Linked DNA regions of Homo sapiens: region 2 is linked to region 1. A link is an interaction called in ENCODE POLR2A ChIA-PET data of the cell type or tissue named here. Cell type or tissue: Panc1. All regions are shown on one strand. Links, peaks and the distances in the headings refer to the core of each region. The heading gives the core; the rest is flanking DNA. Region 1 has its middle 44 kb from the start of LIPC. Region 2 overlaps LIPC (lipase C, hepatic type).

Region 1 (2,915 bases), core at 213-2,712:
TTGTGTGGGTACCAGGGACTGGGCTTTACTGGGACACGGGTATTCCTGTTCTGTGACTGTCCTTCCACTTGCCCTCTGCCCCCCACCATCAAGCTGTGCACCTTCAGTGAGCAGTAGTGGCGTCTTCTTCCTTTAATCCAAAATGCCGAGATGGTGCCTGGGCTTTCTGAGGTACTCAGTGGAGATTTGTTGAGTAATTGGGAGATCCTTGGTCTTACAGTGTCCAGAAATTGAACATTGTGAGGTATATTTAGAGTATCTGGCTGGTGGGGAGAAATAGGGTGAAGCAAGCCCATATGCTATATAAACAAAATGACTCTATGTCCCAGACTTTTTGGAACAAACAGGTTTCAAATATTCCCTCTGTTTTCCCCAAAAGTACATTCGTATCCGTTTGACCGTGTGCTCTCGTATTTTGGTTCAGAAAATATGAATTGCACAGCAAAGATGACAATTTGTTATCTCCCAGTGGCTGGACTATTGATGTCTGTTTTTTCTCAGGTATCCGGAGGCTTGAGACCCTGAGTAAGCCATTACAAGGCTGTGTGGTGAGCAAGAACGCAGTAGAGCTGTCGGCTGATTTATTTAATATCTTGTTCTGGCCTATTTCTGATACATGGGTTTATCTGTCTGGGTTCTGTAGAGAAACAGAGCAGTAGGTTGTATTTCAAGGAATTCGCTCATGGAGTTGTGGAGGTTGGTAAGTCTGAAACTTGTAAGGTAGGCTGGCTGGCTGGAAAGTCTCAGGCAGCAGTGAATGTTGTAGTCTTGAGGGAGAATTTTTTCTTCCTCAGGGTAACGTGTTTTACTCTTAAGACCTTTCAACCGATTGGATGAGGGTAATCTCCCAACTATGTACCCAACTGTATTATCGAGGGTAATCTCCTTTACTTAAAGTCAACTGATCGTAGATGTTAACCATATCTACAAAATCCCTTCACATCAACACTCACATTAGTGTTTCATCAAATAGCTGGACATGATAGCCTAGCCAAGTTGGCACGTAAAACTAGCCATCACAGTGGGCAAAATTAGGACTGCCCACAACTCGTCCCTAGAGGACCATACGAGGCACAATAGTGGATCTGGACATATCCTAGTAAATGTGGCAGCAGGATTACCCTCATAAACTTCTGTTCTCTTCCCAAAGAGAAGCATCCATAGCCCAGTTGACCTGCTTGTTAAACCCCAAGGGTTAAGTGAGCAAATATCTGGGAAGTTCCCCTTTAAGGGGACTGCTGCTCTATTTTCCAGGAGAGAGGTGTTGGAGTAACTCCTCCCCATTCTCTTCAACCTCTCCTTCCTCTCCCATGGGAAGGGGGTCCTGATCTGATTGGTGTTAGAAGGGGCAATCTACTATGGGCCCTGAGCATCTCTACATGTTCTTCTGTGTATGCCACGAATGTAAGACTGTGAGTACTCTTTCCCAAGTCTGCATTTTCAGCAGCAACCTTCAGAGAGAAGGTAACATCTCTCTCTGGACACAGAGCAGGCTTTGCCTCCACCTGCTATAAAAGCAGTGAACCACCCAAGTAGAGACTTTCTTGTAACACAACTCTCTGCATGTTCAGGGTTCATCTAGGACCACGTATATTTTCCCTATGGGACCTAGTGAGAGAAAATGGGAAATTGGTGTGACCATCAAACTAATAGTTTGGCTACGGCATTTGCTGTGAGTAATACACTCATGTGTCTCTGACTCAGGAGTCTTATGTATTTTGCCAGCATCCAAAAAACAGTTACAAGCTCCTTGTTAGCTTGCAAGTAGGCTACAGTCTCAGACCCTTCACAATTCTTGACAGCAAGAGGCCTTGATTCCCTGCAGGTGACAATATTTGTTCTATACTCCCAGCTTTACCATCCTCTCCATGCAAAGCAAGCTAGCTGAGTGGGATCTGTCCTAGAGACCAAACTCTCCCTACTTCAAGATCTCATTGAGGCAAGAAATAGTAAAAACTGTTTTTGCTTCCACTCTATTATTAAGAAAGCTGATGTTTTGATTCTCAACTGGTTTAGAATCTGGAAGGGATAAGAGGAGAACATCTAGGCTCTTCCAGAAACCCCAACAAGCATGGTATGTCAGGTGGTATGCTAGGATCTGGGGGTGCCAAAGAGAAAAAAGAAATGTCCCTGCTCTCTTAGAGCTTGTAGTTTAATGGGGATGCGACTGGGGGTTGCACAGATATTAAGATAATTACAGTGTACCGAAGAAGGCTGTTTGCTGCTTGCTGGCCATCTCTTTCTACTAACATTTTTTTCTTTCTAATAACTCTCTAAAGTCACATTTTAATAATCTTGATTTGATTTAGCTGATTCCTAAGTTTGTAACAGCAACTCGTTTACAAACTAGCTCTTGGGAAGAGTTATTTCTACAAGGTTAAGCTCATGATTCTATGTCGATTTGTACCAAGTTCATTCACAGGGACTGACTTATCTTGATAATTTTGGAGCCGTTTATGTTTTGATATTACCTTATATAATAATCCAGTGAAACAGAATGCAATATTAAAATTTAAGTGATAATGTGAATATTTAAATTACATTAAAGTAAGTAATGCATACACTAGATCTTTAAGTTCAGTCGTAAATTCTACTTTCATTGTATTTTTTAGCAAATAACACTCAAATGAAGTGGAAACTCTGGAACCCATAGGTCAATCTTTCAGTGCATCCACCCATGAAATGTTGCAAGTCTGCCCGTCACTGTGCCAGGCATTAGGGTTATAGGGTAACTGAGAATTTACTTTTCAAATAGTCTAGTCTCTGGCTAGGCATGGTAGCTCACATCAGCACTTTGGAGGGCCAAGGTGGGCAGATCACTTGAGGTCAGGAGTTTGAGACCAGCTTGGCCAACATAGTGAAACCTCGTCTCTACTGAAAAAAAAGAAAAAATTTCAAATGCTCTAGTCTCCTAA
Region 2 (2,915 bases), core at 266-2,765, 120 kb before region 1:
TTCAGAATGAGCAGGTGTCATCACTTCTGCCCTGGGCTGCCTGACAACAGCCTGTTTATTTTCCTCTGCTCTGAGAGGTTACAACCCCAGATGGGGTTGGAATGACCCCACCATCAAGAGGACTTTTATGCTGGTGGGCCTAGAATCTTGAGGGGGTTTGGAGGGAGCTTGTTCACTCCAGCCAGGGTGCCCTGTGGCCCTGCACTCTGGCTGGTCTGTTGGATGAGACTTGAAACTGGTGTATGGATTTCTGTGGTATACAGGGCTTTCTGAGAATTTTTGTTTTCTCCACTTGGAAAATGATGTCCTGTCATATCTTGAAATGGGTCATGGACTTGCTAGTGTCATTGGCTTTCTTCTGAAAAATGTCCATCTGAGGAAACGGGACTGGTGCAGTGTGTGTGTTTGGGTGGGGGTGTGGGTGTGTGGGTGTGTATGTACATATAAAAAGTCCACCCTGGTGTGGGCCCTGTGCCTGGAAACTCAGAGGCTGCTGGAGACCTGCCTGGCATGCCTACTCCTTGGTTTCTGCCACTGCTGTGTCCAGGTGACTTGCCCTCAGACACTTGCTCTGTGCCCTGTCTCTGGCAGGTGCAGGGCCTACTTAGGCTCACAGAGACAGCACTCACATCCCCTCTGCCTTTGGGGCCACCCCGGGCTGGGTGGTGCGGCCCAGTGGAACCCTGCCCTTCACATTCCCTGGAGTGAGTTGGTGAATTGGAAGGTTGATGTGCTGGTGCTGAGACACTCACAGGGTGCTGCCTGTTTGAATGTGTCCAGTAGGGTGCTGATATGCGCCAGTATCAGATGCGAGGTGCTGCCCCATGCAGACCAAGTCCTCATCTCCCAGAGTCCTGCCAATGATTCCTTGGTACCACCAGGGTCCCTGTTATCCAGAGGCTGGCGCTGCCCCTAAAGCCTTTCACAAATCACCTCTCCCTGACTCTTAGTGTCCTACCTTGGACTCTGCCCCCTCCACTCCTTCTCCAGCCTCTGAATGCACAACAGGCAAATCCAGTGACAGATCCTGAACAGGGTTTAAGGAACCCACCAAGTTCTCTTACACCAGGAAGACAAATAAAATCTTGGTTCTACCACTTAAGAGGCTGTGTGACTCTGGGAAAGTTAACTTTTCTGCACCTCAGTTTCCCCCTTTTTGACATGGGATTAGCAACACTGTCTGAATTGTGAGGGTTAAGAGATTGTCCATAATAATCATTTATTGTCCATAGCTCAGTTATTATGGAGATAAAATGAGTTAATATTTATAAAGCACCTATACATATTATAAATAATATGTGTATACTATTGTCAATGATGCATGGCACATCTGATAGAAGTGTTTGCACCTGGGCTTTTTTTTTTTTTTTTAAACAATGTTTCAGCACCTCAAATACCTGTTGAATGATTAGGAAAGCTCTACAGGCTGAGAGTTGCTTGGGGGTGCTGATAACCATGTCCTCTTCATCCTTGTGCCTCCCTAAAGCCTGTTGGGCTGTCTGGCACATGGGAGTGCCCTAAAAATTGCTCTTTGACTGTGTAAGTGAAGGACTGAGTATGCCTTTCTCATTTTGTACATTCTCTTCAGCATTGGAAGCCTTAGTTTTAGAGAACTTATTTCTAATTTGGGAACATATTCCCCCAGTTCTCACACATTAAGGAGATAATTAGAGCTCAAAAGGGTGGAGCCTTAACCCAATAGGAATAATGTTCTTGGAGGTGACTTGGAGTTAACCACTTTGACATTTGTGACCTCAAAGCAAGAGTTAAGGCAGGCTAAATGATACGTTTTCATAAAAACAAACAAAAAAAAAAAAAGAGAAAATTACATGGAATTCAATGCAAAATTTGCAAACCAACCCAACGGTAGGAGCTAAGTAGGGATGCGACACCACCTTTTCCTTGTTTTGAAGGAATACTACCTAGCACCTGCGTGTGCCAGGTAAAACTCGGGATGGCAGCTAAGTCACAATCCTGCTGTCCAGGTGCATCCAATCTGGTGGGGAGGGTGGGTTCTGTAGCAGCACAGGAATGGAAATGTTTCCAGAGCAGAGCCAAAGTGCTGAGCAGCTTGTGTGGAAGGAAAGAAAGGGCTGATGAATTGGTGAGGGGGCATCTGGGGAACGGCAGAGAAGGAAAGAAAATGAGAAGATGTCATGGTGTGCCTGCTTCTTCCTGCCCCACTCTGGGAACTGTAGTGTCACTAACTCCGTGCAAGGCTCTCTCTCCCTGGCATTGCCCTCTGGTCACTAAATCACCTTCAGGTCCAGCCTCAAGCATCTTTGGCTGCAGCCTCACCCTCGGCCCACGCATCTCAAGCATCCCATTAAATTCTAGCCTCCCCAGGAGAGTGGGTGAGCTGGAATTTCACTCCCACTCCCTAACATCAAGAGACATAACAGATGTCTGGTTTTTCTTTGCATCCTCAAGTTTTCCTACCTCCTTCAGGGTGCAGAACATTCCTGAAGGGTGGAGAGGCAGAGGCTCCAAGATAGCATCAGTGTCTGTCCTCAGGCCACAGTGTCAGAGCTGGATGAACTGGGTTAGGGTAAGAAAGAAATTTGGGTTTGCTTGTTCTAAAAAAAATCTTGGTAGGGTAATTTTCTTGTAAGAAAATTGGCTTCTGTAGAGATTTAAAAATGGTATTGTAAAAACTGGTAAATATATTCACGGCAAGTTAATGTACTCTTCCTTGTGATTAGGCCCAATCAGATGTCATATTCCAGTTCATTCAGCGCTGATGGAAGTTCTTATAAAAACTAAAGCTAATTAAGTTTCCCTTTTCTCCCTCCCCACCCCATCATCAACTATGATTTCTTTGTTCACTGACGCAGATGTTAAAAATACATGGAAAATGTTTCTAAATTCTTTGTCATTTTAGGAGAAGATCTGTCATCAACAAAAAAATACTGGTG

The links. Peaks named below come from ENCODE experiments on the same cell type or tissue, not always from the same donor. Only the 100,000 strongest peaks of a DNase experiment are listed, where the experiment ranks them.
Region 2: POLR2A ChIA-PET joins it to region 1 with 11 read pairs; 4 of 35 experiments call an interaction of 5 or more read pairs at or near these places.

What each region holds. Positions count from the first base shown.
Region 1 is chr15:58,386,083-58,388,997 of GRCh38, reverse strand. No RefSeq gene overlaps it. Among named protein-coding and RNA genes, the nearest start is that of LIPC, 44 kb to the left of the region's middle. In Panc1, for the core only: no CTCF peak of the experiment used is centred there; a DNase peak (open chromatin) is centred at 1,707.
Region 2 is chr15:58,501,413-58,504,327 of GRCh38, reverse strand. All of the region lies in intron 1 of LIPC (lipase C, hepatic type), which reads right to left. Among named protein-coding and RNA genes, the nearest start is that of LIPC-AS1, 4.1 kb to the right of the region's middle. In Panc1, for the core only: no CTCF peak of the experiment used is centred there; no DNase peak of the experiment used is centred there.